2 separate regions of the Homo sapiens genome follow, and region 2 is linked to region 1. A link is an interaction called in ENCODE POLR2A ChIA-PET data of the cell type or tissue named here. Cell type or tissue: OCI-LY7. All regions are shown on one strand. Each heading gives the region's core, and the rest is flanking DNA. Links, peaks and the distances in the headings are about the cores only.

Region 1 (7,886 bases), core at 1,965-5,964:
CTCCATCTCAAAGAAAAAAAAAAGAGGTTTTCAGTCTGAATTTTTAATTTTTAAAAAAGTTGGTATATAATTTACATAGGGTGAAATTCACCTGTTTTAGTTCTTTGAATTTTGACGAACCTAGTTGTGTAATCACAACTATAATCATAATATAGAACAGTTCCATCACTCCCCAAAATTCCCTTCTGTCCCCCCGACCAATTGGCAACCACTGACCAGTTTTTCCACAGTCTGAATTTTGCTGACTTTATGACCTCATGGTATCACTTAGCATGCTTCTCTGTTCCGTTTGTGTCTTGTAAATTGATAGAGTTAATTTGCTTTTTTGTTTTAAGAATGCTTTGGCTGGACGTGGTGGCTCATGCCTGTAATCCCAGCACTTTGGAAGGCCGAGGCGGGCGGATCACCTGAGGTCAGGAGTTCGAAACCAGCCTGGCCAACATGGCAAAACCCCGTCTCTACTAAAAATACAAAAATTAGCTGGGCGTGGTGGTGGGCGCCTATAATCCCAGCTACTCGGGTGGCTGAGGCAGGAGAATCGCTTGAACCCAGGAGGTGGAGGTTGCAGTGAGCCGAGATAGCATTACGGCACTCCACCCTGGGCAACAGAGCAAGACTCCATCTCAACAAAAAAAAAGAAAAGAAAAGAAAAACTGCAGCATAGAAGTGATGTGAACTTTCATTAAAGCTTCTCTTTTTTATGTTAGGAACCCATAGTAATCGGTATCTAGATTTATGAATTCATTAGGGTTGCAAATGTTGAAATTCTAATTGTTTTGCCCATGCGTGGTGGCTCACACCTGTAATCCCAGCACTTTGGGAGGCTGAGGCTGGTGGATCACCTGAGGACAGGAGTTCAAGACCAGCCTGGCCAACATGGTGAAACCCCATCTCTATTGAAAATACAAAAATCAGCCAGGTGTGGTGGCACGTGCCTGTAATCCCATCTACTTGGTAGGCTGATGCAGGAGAATCACTTGAACCCGGGAGGTGGAGGTTGCAGTGAGCCAAGATCATGCCACTGCACTCCAGCCTGGGTGACAGAGTGAGGCTCTGTCTCAAAAAAAAAAAAAAAAAAAAAAAAAAAGAAATTCTAATTCTTTCATTCCTTCTTTTTATTTATTTTTTTTAAGTTGGAGTCTGCGTGATCTCGGCTCACTGCAACCTCCGCCCCCTGGGTTCAAGCGATTCTCCTGCCTCAGCCAACTGAGTAGTTAGGATTACAGGCGTGCACCACCACTCCTGGCTAACTTTTGTATTTTTAGTAGAGACGGGGTTTCACCATGTTAACCAGGCTGGTCTGGAACTCCTGACCTCAAGTGATCGGCTCGCCTCAGCCTCTCAAAGTGCTAGGATTACAGGCGTGAGTGCCACTGTGCCTGTCTCATTCCCTCTTCATTATTAGCTGGAATACTTCCAGAAAGAGACATTTCCCTTACTGACTGAAACAATTTTTTGAATTTTATTTATTTATATATGAGAGGGAGTTTTGCTCTTGTTGCTTAGGCTGGAGTGCAATGGCGTGATCTCGGTGCACTGAAGTCTCCGCCTCCTGGATTCAAGCGATTCTCCTGCCTCAGTCTCCCGAATAGCTGGGATTAAAGTTGTGCACCACCACACCCAGCAAATTTTTATATTTTTAGTAAGGATGGGGTTTCTCCATGTTGGCCAGGCTGGTCGTGAACTCCTGACCTCAGGTGATAGACCTGCCTCAGACTCCCAAAATGCTGGGATTACAGGCGTGAGCCACTGTGCCCGGCCTGAATTCAATTATTTATTTTTTTTTTTTGAGACGGAGTTTCGCTCTGTCGCCCAGGCTGGAGTGCAGTGGCACAATCTCGGCTCACTGCAAGCTCTGCCTCCTGGGTTCATGCTATTCTCCTGCCTCAGCCTCCCAAGCAGCTGGGACCACAGGCACACACCACCACACCCGGCTAATTTTTTGTATTTTTAGTAGAGACGGCATTTCACTGTGTTAGCCAGGATGGTCTCGATCTCCTGACCTCGTGATCCACCCGCCTCGGACTCCCAAAGTGCTGGGATTACAGGCGTGAGCCACAGCGCCTGGCCATTTTTGTATTTTTAATAGAGATGGGGTTTCACCATGTTGGCCAGGCTGGTCTCGAACTCCTGACCTAAGGTGATCCACCTGCCTCAGCTCCACAAAGTGCTGGGATTACAAGTGTGGGCCACCGCACCCGGCCAAATTACCCGTATACATTTTAGAGAAGGGGGTCTTGCTCTGTTGCCCAGGCTGGAGGGCAGTGCCACAGTCACAGCTTACAGCACCTTGAACGCCTGGGCTCAAGCAGTCCTCCCACCTCAACCTCCTGAGTAGCTGGTGCCATGTGCCACTGTGCCCGGCAGGTTTTTTATTTTTAAAAATTGTTTGTATTGATGGGTGTCTCACTTTGTTACCCAGGCTGGTTGCAAATTTCTGGCCTCAAGCAATCCTTCTGCCCCAGCCTCCCAAAGTTCTGGAATTATAGCTGTGAGCCACTCACTGCACCTGGCCTAGAATTTTTTTTTTTTTTGAGATGCAGTCTCACTCTGTTGGCCAGGCTGGAGTGCAGTGGTGTGATCTCAGCTCACTGAGACTTCCACCTCCTGGGTTCAAGCAATTCCCCTGTCTCAGCCTCCCGAGTAGCTGGGACTACAGGAACGCACCACCATATCTGGCTAATTTTTGTATTTTTAATAGAGACAGAGTTTTGCCATGTTGGCCAGGCTGGTCTCAAACTCCTGACCTCAGTTGATCCACCCACCTCTGCCTCCCAAAGTGCTGGGATTACAGGCGTGTGCCACCTCGTTCGGCCGGAAAAATCTTAAATGGAGCAGCTTGTTTGGAACTTTCTTTGAAACCACCAATATTACTTATTTGCAAAAGATATCCATAGGTTAGTACATTAATTGACTGTATAGCACATATGAATCTTACCTCATGAAATCAGGTAAGCAAAAAGTATTAACAATATTTTAATTCCTTTAAATGAAATCAAATTCTGCCCTTGGGGGCAGGTGTGGTGGCTCGTACCTGTAACCCCAGCACTTTGGGATTCTGAGGTGAGAGCGTAGTTTGAGCTCAGACTAGCCTGGGCAACATAATGAGAACCCGTCTCAAAAAAAAAAAAAAAAATTCTGCCCTGGGACCTTCTCCCCCTCAATTCTACCAAACTGGTTAGAAATACAATCTCAGTGATTAATAATAGAGATCCACCCCTCCTTAGAGTTATGTGAGACTCTAATAGGCTTTTGAGGTACCAGGAGAAGGGTGGAAGGTTGATTTTCAGCCTGTGCTGGATGTGACTGAGCACATTGTCTAAGAGGATATGAGGCGTTGAAGCCTGGGGATTCTGATGTACAGGCTTCAGCTTTGCTTGGTACAACACATGCCCATTTCTCTCTGAGGACTTGGGCACTGCTAGGACGTGGGGTTGCAGGTTCCCTTTTTGTGGATTCTGAAGGAATTCCTTCTTCTCAGATAAATTGCTCCCATTTTTCTTCTTATTTCTACCTAACCCCCAGCTCCCGCCAAAGGCACTCATTGTTCTACCCTTCTTCCCTCAGTATAATCTCCTCAAGGAGTTCATATTTTCAGAAAACATGCACAAACCTCCCTTGAGGCAAAGAAGCAAATAGGACTATCATCTTGGGGATTGGGAAGTACCATGATAATAAAACATCCATTGATGTCTTAATAACTTATCTGGCTACTTATATTTTCATCAGTAATTCTAGTCCCTGTAGTGGGACTTAATGATCTATCCAAAAATGATTTGATTTTCCCTTCTTTAAAAGATGGAGCTGAATTCTCCTCCCTTGAGTGTGGGCTGGACTTAGCGATGCACTTCTAGTGAATAGAACACAGGAGAAGTGATGAGATGTCTCTTCCCAGATTGGGTTTTTAAAAGACTGGTTTCTGCCTTGCATGTGTGTTCTCTCTCTCTCTCTCACACACACACACACACACACACCCACACCCACCCACCCACCTCACTTTGCGGGAGGCTAGCTGGCTAGCTCAGATTGGGTTTTAAAAAAACTGGCTTCTGCCTTGCATGTGTGTTCTGTCTCTCTCTCTCTGACTTCTGCCTTGCATGTGTGTTCTCTCTCTCTCTCACACACACACACACACACACACACACACACCCCCAACTCACTTTGGGGGAGGCTAACTCCATGGTATGAGGCAGCACTGCATAGAGGGAAGGCACTTGCCATGTTGTGAAGACAGCCACCCAGGCAGCCCATGGGGAGGGCCATGTGGTGAGGAAGTGAGGCCTGCCAGCAACCACAACAGCTAGCTTGGATGTAGATCTTCTGAGGCCTGCTGGCAGCCACATGACTGGCTCAGAAAAGTGAGCTTGAACAGGGATCCTCCTACTCTAGTTGAGCCTTGAGGATGACTATAGTCCAAGCCAACAGCTTGACTCATTGTCCTGGCTTCACAAGGGCTGAGTTATGTGAATCTGTGATTTTCCTTGGAGAGTCTCCTTTCTTCCAGCACTGGCTTCATTGTACCCAAGGGGCTCAATGTCCAGCTAAGATTTCTCTTATCCTGTATAGGTTTCTGATGGACAAAGAGAGAGAATGTGTGTGTGTGTGTGTGTGTGTGTGTGTGTGTGTGTGTGTACGTGTACGCACGCATGCATGAGAGAGAGAATATGTGTGTGTGTTTTGGAAGCAGCTATCTTTTTTTTTTTTTTTTTTGAGACAAAGTCTTTACTCTGTCGCCCAGGCTGGAGTGTAGTGGCGTGATCTTGGCTCACTGCAACCTCCGCCTCCCAGGTTCAAGTGATTCTCCTGCCTGAGCCCCTTGAGTAGCTGGGATTACAGTGCCTGCCACCATGCGTGGCTGATTTTTTTGTATTTTTTGTAGACACAGGGTTTTGTCATGTTGGCCAGGCTGATCTCAAACTCCTGACCTTAGGTGATTCACCCACCTTGGCCTTAAGAAGCAGATATCTTTTGATTAAAGGGCAGTTCAGTTTTATTTTTCTTTCTTTTTTTTTTGGAGATGGAGTATCACTCTGTTGCCCAGACTGGAGTGGAGTGGCACGATCTTGGCTCACTGCAACCTCCACCTCTTGGGTTCAAGCAATTCTCCTCTCTCAGCCACCTGAGTAGCTAGGATTACAGGCATGTGCCACTACACCTGGCTAATTTTGTATCTTTAGTAGAGACAGGGTTTCACCATGTTGGCCAGCCTAGTCTGGATCCTGACCTCATGATCCTCCCACCTCGGCCACTCAAAGTGCTGGGATTACAGGCGTGAGACACCGCGCCTGGCCTTCATTTTTAAATTTAATTTTATTTTTTTTAAGACAGAGTTTCGCTCTGTCTCTCAGGCTGGAGTGCAGTGGCGCCATCTCAGCTCACTGCAACTTCCACCTCCCGGATTTAAGCGATTCTCCTGCCTCAGCCTCCTGAGTAGCTGGGACTACAGGTGTGCGCCACCATGCCTGGTTAATTTTTGTATTTTTTATACAGACGGTGTTTTGCCATGTTGACCAGGCTGGTCTGGAACCCCTGACCTCAGGTGATCTGCCCACCTTGGCCTCCCAAAGTGTTGGGATTACAGGCGTGAGCCTCCCACACAGATTGGGAGGTAGTCCTCTGCTCTTGTTTGCCTTGTTAAGGGAAGGGCCGTAAGGTAGTTATCCAGTGAAGAGTCAGTTTTCTTCTGCCTGCTCTCTCTCACCAGGCTTTAAACTCTTTTTCAACCCCTTTTCTTGGCTTTTTGGGAAGAGTGGGCAAAATAGAGCCAAGTCAGTTATGATGGTTCATTTTATGTGTCAACTTGACTGGGCCACTGAGTGCCCAGACATTTGGTCAAACATTATCTTAGGTGTGTCTGTGAGGATGTTTCTGGATGAAATTAATATTTGAAGTGATTGAGTAAAACGGATACCCTTCCGAGTCTGGGTGAGCCTCATCCAATCATTTGAAGACCTGGCTAGAACAAAAAGACTGAGCAAGAGGGAGCTTCTCCTGCCTGACTCCTTGAGCTGGGACATCAGTGTTTTCCTGCCTTTGGACTTGAACCAAAACTTTGGCTCTTGAGCATGGTAGCTGTTGTATTGGAACTTGCGCCATTGATTCCCTTGGTTCTCAGGCCTTTAGACTTGGACTGCAACTAGACCATAGGCTCTCTTGGGTCTCTAGCTTACTGACTGACAATCTTGGGACTTTTCAGCCTCCATAATTGCATGAGCCAATTCCTTTTAATAAATATCTTTTTAAATATATATACCTCTGTCTCTGTCTCTCTACCTCTACCTCTGTCTCTCTCCTGTTGATTCTGTTTCTCTGGAGAGCCCTGACTAATATATAAGCCTAGTCTTTTATTGCCTTACTTTTGTCTCATTTCAGGTTTTTCAGAGTGCTCCTAATCTCTGAGAACTTCTGCATTACTGGCTTAATTCTCTGCATTGACGCAGTCTGTCATGAAATGGCTATCTTCATGACAAACCAAGCAAAAGGAGAGGTGCTTGGGTTTTCATAAACTTGGCAGCTGTTTTGGAAACATTTTACTCTAAGGCTAGGCACCACTGTTTGTATTCTTATTTTGCATTTGGGGTTTCTTTCTCCTAAGTTCTCTCTCCATATATTCTCCTGGCCTGGAAGGCATGTGTGCCTGTTTGACAGTGTCCTGGAAATTCTTTTCTAGACGGGGAGTGCATGTTGAAGGTGCTCACACGTGGTTTCCTAAAATCCTGCAAAGTGGCAGTTAGGACTTTTGTTTGTTTGTTTGTTTCTTTGTTTCTTTGAGACGGAGTCTCACTCTCGCCCAGGCTGGAGTGCAGTGGCGTGATCTCGGCTCACTGCAACCTCTGCCTCTCGGGTTCAAGCGATTCTCCTGCCTCAGCCTCCCAAGTAGCTGAGATTCCAGGTGCCCGCCACCATGCCCGGCTAATTTTTTGTATTTTTAGTAGAGACGGGGTTTCACGTGTTAGCTAGGATGTTCTCGATCTCCTGACCTCGTGATCCACCTGCCTCGGCCTCCCGAAGTGCTGGGATTACAGGCGTGAGCCACCACACCCGGCCTGCCAGTTAGGACTTTTAAACTCTTAGGATAATTTCCAAACTATAGAGTCATCATGTATAGATTTTCAGAGAACAACTGCCAAAAATAAAGATTTTAGATTTAGAATTGTTGACATAAGCCTTTTTTTTTTTGAGTTGGAGTCTCACTCTCTTGGCCAGTCTGGAGTGTAGTGGTGCAATCTCAGCCCACTGCAACCTCCATCTCCCCAGTTCAGGCAATTCTCCTGCCTCAGCCTCCCGAGTTGCTGGGACTACAGGCACGTGCCACCACACCTGGCTGATTTTTTGTAGTTTTATTAGAGACAGAGTTTTACCATGTCTCTCAGGCTGGTCTTGAACTCCTGAGCACAGGCAATCTGCCTACCTTGGCCTCCCAGAGTGCTAGGATTGCAAGTGTGAGCCACTGAGCCTGTCGTAGCCTGTCTTTCTAACAATAGATAAGCAAGCTGTTTTTCTATTGAGGTAACACCTGGCTGGTGATAATAAAATTGTCATCAAGTAAAAGGATTCTTACTTTTGTATAAAATAGGAATATGCATCTATATGTCCAAAACAGGTTTTTAAAATTTTACTAATTTATTTATTTTTGAGACAGGGTCTCACTCCAGTCACCTGGGCTGCAATGCGGTGGTGCGATCTTGGCTCACTGCAGCCTTGACTTACTGGGATGGAGTAATCCTCCCACCCTAGCCTCTGAAGTAGCTGGGACCACTGTCACATACCACTACGCCCAGAAAATTTTTTGTATTTTTGGTAGAGACAGGGCTTTGCCATGTTGTCCAGGCTGGTCTCGAACTCCTGGGCTCAAGCAATCCACCCGCCTCGGCCTCCCAAAGTGT
Region 2 (7,886 bases), core at 2,130-6,129, 1.9 Mb after region 1:
CTTAATACCTATAGTGGAGTAAGGGAAGGGCAAGGCAGAGGTGTATGTGGACATGTCTGTAACTAGAAAGGCATAGGTGATGGATTGGAGTGGTGGTGGTGGTGGTGGGGGAAATAGGATGCCCAGGTTTAGGGCAGGAAATGACTGCTTAAGTTGGAGAGAGCTAGGAACACAGGTTGCTTAAGAGAGTATGGAAGATCCAAGGAGTGGAAGTATGGGGAGAGATTGGAACACTTTGAGTTTGAGAGATGAAAGGGGCCAAGATTTTTAGGTCACTGAGAGTCTAAGGAAGATCAGGCAGAGTGCAGAAGTTGGAAAAATAACTAAATGGAGAGGATTAAATTCCATACTGAGAGAAACTGGAGATTGAGGGGTGGGGGGACCTGGATCCTGGAATGATGTTAATGGAAAGTGGAGGACATTAAACTCAGTGTCATATCTGAAAGTTCATACTCCTAGGGTCAGAGAGATCGTTGAGCCTGCTTTTAATTCCAGAACCCAGTAAATGAGGAAGGGGGAAGGGGTAAGGGAGAGCTGAGTGCACATCCCCAAATTTGGGAGAGGTGTGTAGTGGGTATCATCCTAGCATATTGGTTTGACGAGTGGACAGAAGGGCCACACAGGGTCACGAGGAGCGCACCAAGAGTGAATGGAAATGGGATTGCAGCAGGTGCAGGGCAGATGTCTTTGTGAAACTGGAAGAGACCAGGCCCAGTGGCCAGTAGCATTCAAGGGCTATGCATAAGAGAGGAAGAAAGGGATACCTTGGTGCAGTGTCTCAGATACCCTGGTGCTTTCTGGGTAATGGGTCAGTATTCAGGCAGCATGGGGTGATGTAATATCTGAGTCCCATGCTATAGGCAGACAGAAGTAATGTACACCTAGCTCCTAAAAGTGGCAGAATTGGAGCTTTCTGACTCTTAACACTCTTTCAAGGCGTGAATAACTGATCTGGATTGTTGACTTTTTCTCCCAAATGGTTCAGGTAAAATTTAGTTGGAGGCTTTTGGATTCTCTGGTATTTTGATTTGAGTTGGGAAGTGTAATGTTAGCTTTATTGAGGAAAGACACTTATGGGTTGGGCGGACATATGGCCTTCAGCTTGCCAAACACATGGGAAGTAACCTTTAGGGGTTTGAACACAGACATTTATTTCAGTGCAAGTCTCATTCACTGTTCTGTGGCTTGTGTTAGATTCTTAGGGGTTTGAAAGGATTAAGCAAACTACTTTGAGACTGCTTCAGTAAGCAAGGTTTCCTAGAATCTTGGAAAACGATTTCCCTTTTGACAGTTGAAAATTAAGTCTTGTCAGATTTTGCTAAGAAATAAATTTCATCATGTTGCAGAAATAACTTCAATTATCACTCTGTGGGCTTCACGTAATGTGTAGTGTGGTACCTAGTATGATTTCAAATAAAAGGTTCGCTTTGGTAGCTTGGGAGCTTTCTGGGTTGATTAGTTTTCTTCTTTTGTCGATTTAGGAAGTATCTTAATGCAGCCATTGTATGTTCGAATAATAAGTTTGAGTGGAAGTGGGAATCTTGCCTAAACATAATGAGGGCGGAGCAGAACACCAAATTTTAAGTAATCGGAATCCGTTAATATAAATATTAAAAAAAAAACCTGGAAGCAAATGATTCGTAAAATCCAAATTTGAAGTGTGTCATGGCAGCAAAAGAATGCTCTGAAGGCATTACTGTAAGATTTTATTTTTGGAGGGAAAGATTTTTAGAGTATAATGTCCCTTCGATTGAAACTCTGAGTATTTTGAGATTTGATATATGTATACAATATAATATAGGGAGCATGTCTGACCTCATTTGCTTTTTGGCAGAGAATTTGAGCAGTAGGATATAAGATGAATAGAGTGAGCTTTGAAAGTTCTCTCCAACATAGCCATTGTTTCCTCCTTATATTTCTTAAGTCCATTGTGTTCATTTTATTGACTTGGGGTGCGCACTACTTTCTTGCTCAGAATACTCAATTCTGGTATAGTGTTCGGATTATATGTATTGTTCAGTGAAATTCTATGAATTGGGACAATTTGTAGGCACTTTAGATATCCTAAGTTTACGAACCAAGGAAAGCAGGTTATTTAGGCTTTGTAGGCTGAATAATTGGGTTCTGGTTTTATTTTCGCTGGTGACTTGCTGGACAAGATATTTAATCCCTTTGTGCTGGTTTCTTCTCTAGAAATCTGACTCTATCCATCTCCCATGAGAATCAAGGTGGTTTATATAAAACAAGTTTAAGTCTTTCGGGAAGACTGGAGCTACGTAAATACGGGGATAGATGTTACTTAGTTTCTTTTTTCTCCCCTGTGGTTTTTAGACTGGTCAAATGTTAGTACTTCGTAATTTACCATTAGGTGGATTAATTTGTTGTGTGAAAGTTGGATAGAGATGAAACTTATGTGAAAGAGATGTCTGCAAATTGAAGTTTGTTCATTCTTTGCTGTCTGCTTACCTTTCCAATTTCTCAGCTAAGTGTTAGTGCTGGTTTGAATTCTTCAGCCTGAGCAGAAGCTTGTGAGAGACATTGGGTTCTAGCTATAGCCCAAGATTGTTTCTAAGCAGGAATTTCCAGAGACAGAGGCCTTCTTTGGCTCAGTGAATTCAATTCTTTTTTTGGGGGTGGGGAATGCAGTGGCGCTCTGTCGCCAGGCTGGAGTGCAGTAGCACAATCTCGGCTCACTGCAAACTCCGCCTCCCGGGTTCAAGTGATTCTCCTGCCCCAGCCTCCCGAGTAGCTAGGACTACAGGTGCCCGCCACCACGCCCAGCTAATTTTTTGTATTTTTAGTAGAGGCGGGGTTTCACCATGTTGGCCAGGACGGTCTCGATCTCTTGACCTTGTGATCCACCCGCCTCGGCCTCCCAAAGTGCTGGGATTACAGGCGTGAGCCATCGCGCCCAGCCAAATTCAATTCTTATATCAGAAATAATAAACATAATACATTTTCCTATGTATTTTGCAGAAAATTGATTACTGACTGAGTGACTGGAATAGAAAAATAGAGCTATCCCTTCTGCTAGTGACGTCAAGCTTCCTTGTTCTGATTTACTGAATACTCCTTCCTTTTTCAAGTTTTAGTTATCAAATAATTACCCATCATTTGGTATTTCCGTATGCTTTGACAGGTAATGCTCTATTTGAGGGGGAATGATTTTTAAATGCTTTCTTAATGTTGTGTTTGGTTTACAAGTTGTAAAGAGCCTTCCAGGTGTTGGTCATGATTGACACAGCAAAAATGTAAATAGCAAATTGCCTTTTTTTTTTTTTTTTTTTTTTGAGACAGGGTCTTGCTCTGTGGCCCAGGCTGGAGTGTGGTGGTGTGATCATAGCTCATTGTAACCTTGAACTCCAGAGCTCAAGTGATCCTCCCGCCTTAGCATCTCGAGTAGCTGGGACTACAGGCATGTGCCACCACATCTGGCTATTTTTTTTACTTTTAGTAGAGACCAGGTCTCAAGGTCTTGCTGTGTTGCCCAGGCTGATCTTGGACTTCTGGGCTCAAGCGATCCTCCTGTCTCAGCATAGGTTGCTTTATTACACATTAATTTGCCTTGAGCTTGGTGATACCCAGCTCCGATAGTGATCTTTCTTTGCTACGTGATCTACTCTAATAGTTTACTCTCTTAGGTAACATGTTTGGACACTGTTACCCATTTTACTGCTTTTCTGTTTTCATTTGTTTTGCATAGGTCCTTTTATTGGAAGATTGGTTGTTTTTCAAAATTCGTTTAGCTACAGAAACTGTTTCTGACTAGTAATTCTAAGAGGCTAGTGAATCGAGTCTAATTTTAGAAAACTTTATTGAGAGATGTAAGTTTAATGTATGTGTCAGTTAAAATAGAAGTAAAGTAAATAAGGCCAGATTAATGGTGATGTAGATAATTAGGTGATTTGAGCCTGAAAGTTGTGTTAATCTTTAATATAGCTTTTAGTTCTTGCATTGAATAGTGAGGTGACCAAGTGACCTGATTTGTAATTTTCATGTCTAATTTGAATTATTTCTTGTCCTAAGGGTCCATTAAGTGCATCCTATTTGAGAAGTATAGTGCCTGCCTCACAACAGACTCTCCACATGTGCATGTGGCTGAATGAAGCAGTCCTAAATTTTATTTGGTATTCAGATTCTCTTAACTTCTGACATAACTAGCGCTGTGTAAAACATCTGCTTTCTTTAGTTAACTTTAGCATAACTTGAAAGGGTACAGTTGATTACATCAATAATAAAATCACAGCCTTGCATTGTGTGACTTCATGGTTCATTTCCACTTGAAAAGTGAGAATTCTGCAGCAGGTTGTGTAATAAATTCTGAGGCATTTCTGGGTCATGGGTAAGATGTTTCTTACTGCACCTGCAGAATTTCCTGTTCTTTGCAGTTTTCCAGGTGCCAGGATTTTTCACAATATCCTATTGGGCAGATCAGCATTTTGTTTATGATTTTAATTTAACCAATATAGTGCTGTTGACATATAGTGACTAGTAATTGTCCTAAAGGGCTCTGTCTCTATTTTTTTCTTACCATGCTTGTTTTAGTATGCCATTATTAAGCCCGTTTTGCCAGTTAATTCAGCAAGCATAAATTGACATTTAGGCTCAAAGGTGTGTTTTGTACCAGACCTAAGATTTCTTAGTATGCTTCAATAATACTGGTTTGAGTAAAGAATAGATCCTTCTCTAGATATATTGGCCCTTAATATGAAAATGGAGTTTGTAACTGGTTACTTATGTTTAGTCAGCCTAAATGGAAATAAGTACAATTTAAGACAGCTAGGTAGTGATCTAATAAATAAGTGGTTGGTTTGTAAAAGTTAAGATGGAGGCAGTTCATTTTTAAGATGTTTATAGTTCAAGTAAATCTGAAACTCATTAAACATTGCATCTAATCATAGGCTTCTGTATAGCTTAGGCAACCTAAATTTTAACCTAATGAAGTTTTGGATACTGGGTAACTCTTGAGTTAAATAATTCTGAATAACTCACAAAGATAGTGAACTAGAGGGGAAAAGTGTTGCAGTTTTGATGATTAAAAGCTGGAGAGAATAAAATCTCAAGACTTTGGTGTGAATATTTTCGGTTGTTTTTGAAGTAAGCTGTGAATGAGCTTATAATGCCAGGGTTAGCATAGAAGAACAGATAGCAAACATCGTGATGAAGCTTTTAAAAATACGGTATCTTAAAAATAAGTACTAACTGTGATTTTTTTGTTCTGCCAGTTTTGTGGTAAATGTTTTAGAACTATACAACATTGACTTTTGAAGTTGGTCAGTATTATTGTTCCTTTATTTCTAGAGCTCAGAGTTCATATACCTGAACTTTGGTCCCTGTGATGGCTGTATAATGTAGGTGAACAATGGAATATTACATTTAGGGAAATGGAGGCACAAGGAGTTCACTTTAGAGCAGAGATTGGCAGACTGTCAGATCACTGAGAAGTTGTATATCAAATTCATGTTAGTTTCTGAATTTGGCAAGGAAGATTGATGGCTGAGCAAATTTGAAATCTGCCTCTTTTAATCAAGCTGTTGAGTACACAAGTCTTTTCATGGACTGAATGGGATAATGCTTAGTCCTCCCAGGAAGCTCAGAGTCCCAGGATTATGAGATAGTAATGAATCTGAGAAAAAGTACTGGCACTGGGTGGAGTATGGGTATGCACACAGTGCCTGGTGTGCAACCTTAATTGCTGTATTAGAAGAACGTTATTGGTACTATAAGATTTAGCTATGAGATCTGATCCTATTTACTAGTTGTAGATCTCTCTCCTTAAGTCTGAAATAGGAATAATACTCCTAATTTACAGAGTTATATTGAAGATTAAAGAAGATAAGAAAATTGTTTGGAAGCTATAAAGCATATTTTCTTTTTTTGGAAGTGAGCAGAAATTAAGGGCAGGCTTTGAAGTGATAGACTCAAAAGGACCTGGATTTTTATTTTTCATTTTTCATCATGGACATTTCAGATGTATATGAGTGGAAACAGTACAGTAAATTTCCATATAGCCATCAATCAGCTTCACCAATTATCAGCATTTTGCTGCTCAGCCCTCACTCACAATTGCATTTTACTTTTTTTTTGGTAGGGAATTTACAGTCAATCTTAGACATCATATACTTTGATCCATAAATACTTCAGTATATATTTCTGACTGATAAGAACCAAAAAAACCACGTAACCACAACATTATTTTAACCCCCTAAATTAACAATAATTCCTTATCTTCTGCACAGAAGGACGTGGATTTAAAACATACCTCTTAGAAAGTACTTACCAGCTTTGTGAGTTAAGCATATTATTTACTCTCTCTGAGCTTCTGGTTCCTTATCTGTAACATAAAGATAATGCCTCATGAAGTTATTTTGTGCTTAAATGAAATAACATGTAAAATATCTTAACACAAAGGTTCTTGGCAAGTGGTCCAGCCTCTCTTCTGAGCCTCCTGTGACATGTGAATTAGAATTATGGGCTGCTTTCCTCCCTTCTTTAGTATCACAAAGAGTAACAGTACTCTGGAATTATTGCCCACTAGCCTAGTGAAATTTTTCTTCATTGGGTTATTTGACTCTTCTAGTGAAATTCTATTAACAGCTGAAATGATGTCTCTCTCTCTCCTGCAACATCATTATTCCCCTGTCTACTGGCTCATTCCAGTTGGCACACACATACTATATTTCATCTATTTTTTTTAAACAACCATTTCTTGACCACAGTGCCTTTTTTAGCTGCTACCCAATTTCTCTGCTCCCCTTTACAGCAAAACTTCTTGAAAAAGTTTCTTCTGTTCATCTTTAGTTCTCATGTTCTCTCCGGAAACCACTCTAGTGAGATTTTTAACCCCACCACTCTACTGAAAACTGTACCTGTCAAGACTACGAAGTTTATTTCTTATTTGACCTATTAGCTGTGTTTGGCACAAATAGGTGCTTCCTTTTGTGAAACACTTTCTGCTTTGGTTTCTAGGATACCAGATTGCTGGTTTTTCTACCTACTTGGCTTCATAGTCTCTTTTTTGGTTCTTCCTTATTACACCTACCTCTTAATATTGGACTGCCTCGTGGGATCTCTGTTGTTGTTGTTGTTGTTGTTGTTGTTTTGTGAGACAGAGTTTCACTCTTGTTGCCCAGGCTGGAGTGCAATGGCGTGATCTCGGCTTACCGCAACCTCTGCTGCCCGGGTTCAAGCAATTCTCCTGCCTCAGCCTCCTCAGTATCTGGGATTACAGGCATGCGCCACCACGCCCAGCTAATTTTTTGTATTTTTTAGTAGAGACGGGGTTTCTCCATGTTGGTCAGGCTGGTCTCGAACTCCGGACCTCAGGTGATCCACCCGCCTCGGCCTCCCAAAGTGCTGGGATTACAGGCGTGAGCCATTGCGCCTGGCTGACTCTCAAATTTTTATCTCTAGCCTGGAACTCCAGGCTTGTGTATGCTACTGCCTACCTGACATCTCTTATATCTTCTATCCTTATTTCAAATTGAACTTACCCTGTCTCCTCTTCCCCGTGTCCCTTTTATAATCTTCCATATCTCAGTAAATAGCAGCTTCATCTTTCCATTTTCTCAGGTCAAAACCTGGAGACATTCTTGACTCTTCTCACCCATTACATCTGATCCCTTAGGAAATCTTAGCAGCTCTGTTTAAAATATATCCAGAATCTGACCACTTCTCATCACTTGCACTGGCATAAGCCTACATTACCTTCTCCAAATTATTGCAGTAATCCCCCCCCCTTTTTTTTTTTTTGCCCTTTCCTCCTTATAGTCTATTCTTAATACAGTAACAAGAATGATCCTTTAAAAAAGATAAGTCAGATTTTGTCTTCTCTGGTCAAAACCCTCTAGTGATTGCCCATCTTGCTCAGAGTAAAACACAAAGTC

Evidence for each region. ChIA-PET counts read pairs that join two places held together with the same protein. Peaks named below come from ENCODE experiments on the same cell type or tissue, not always from the same donor. Only the 100,000 strongest peaks of a DNase experiment are listed, where the experiment ranks them.
Region 2: POLR2A ChIA-PET joins it to region 1 with 7 read pairs; 1 of 35 experiments calls an interaction of 5 or more read pairs at or near these places.

Annotation. Positions count from the first base shown.
Region 1 is chr9:125,122,656-125,130,541 of GRCh38, reverse strand. The region is part of intron 2 of SCAI (suppressor of cancer cell invasion); the gene reads left to right. Among named protein-coding and RNA genes, the nearest start is that of SCAI, 17 kb to the left of the region's middle. In OCI-LY7, for the core only: no CTCF peak of the experiment used is centred there; a DNase peak (open chromatin) is centred at 4,301; H3K4me3 peaks cover 511 bases; H3K27ac peaks cover 2,108 bases.
Region 2 is chr9:123,258,929-123,266,814 of GRCh38, reverse strand. The region is part of intron 1 of STRBP (spermatid perinuclear RNA binding protein); the gene reads left to right. Among named protein-coding and RNA genes, the nearest start is that of STRBP, 5.7 kb to the left of the region's middle. In OCI-LY7, for the core only: no CTCF peak of the experiment used is centred there; no DNase peak of the experiment used is centred there; H3K4me3 peaks cover 492 bases.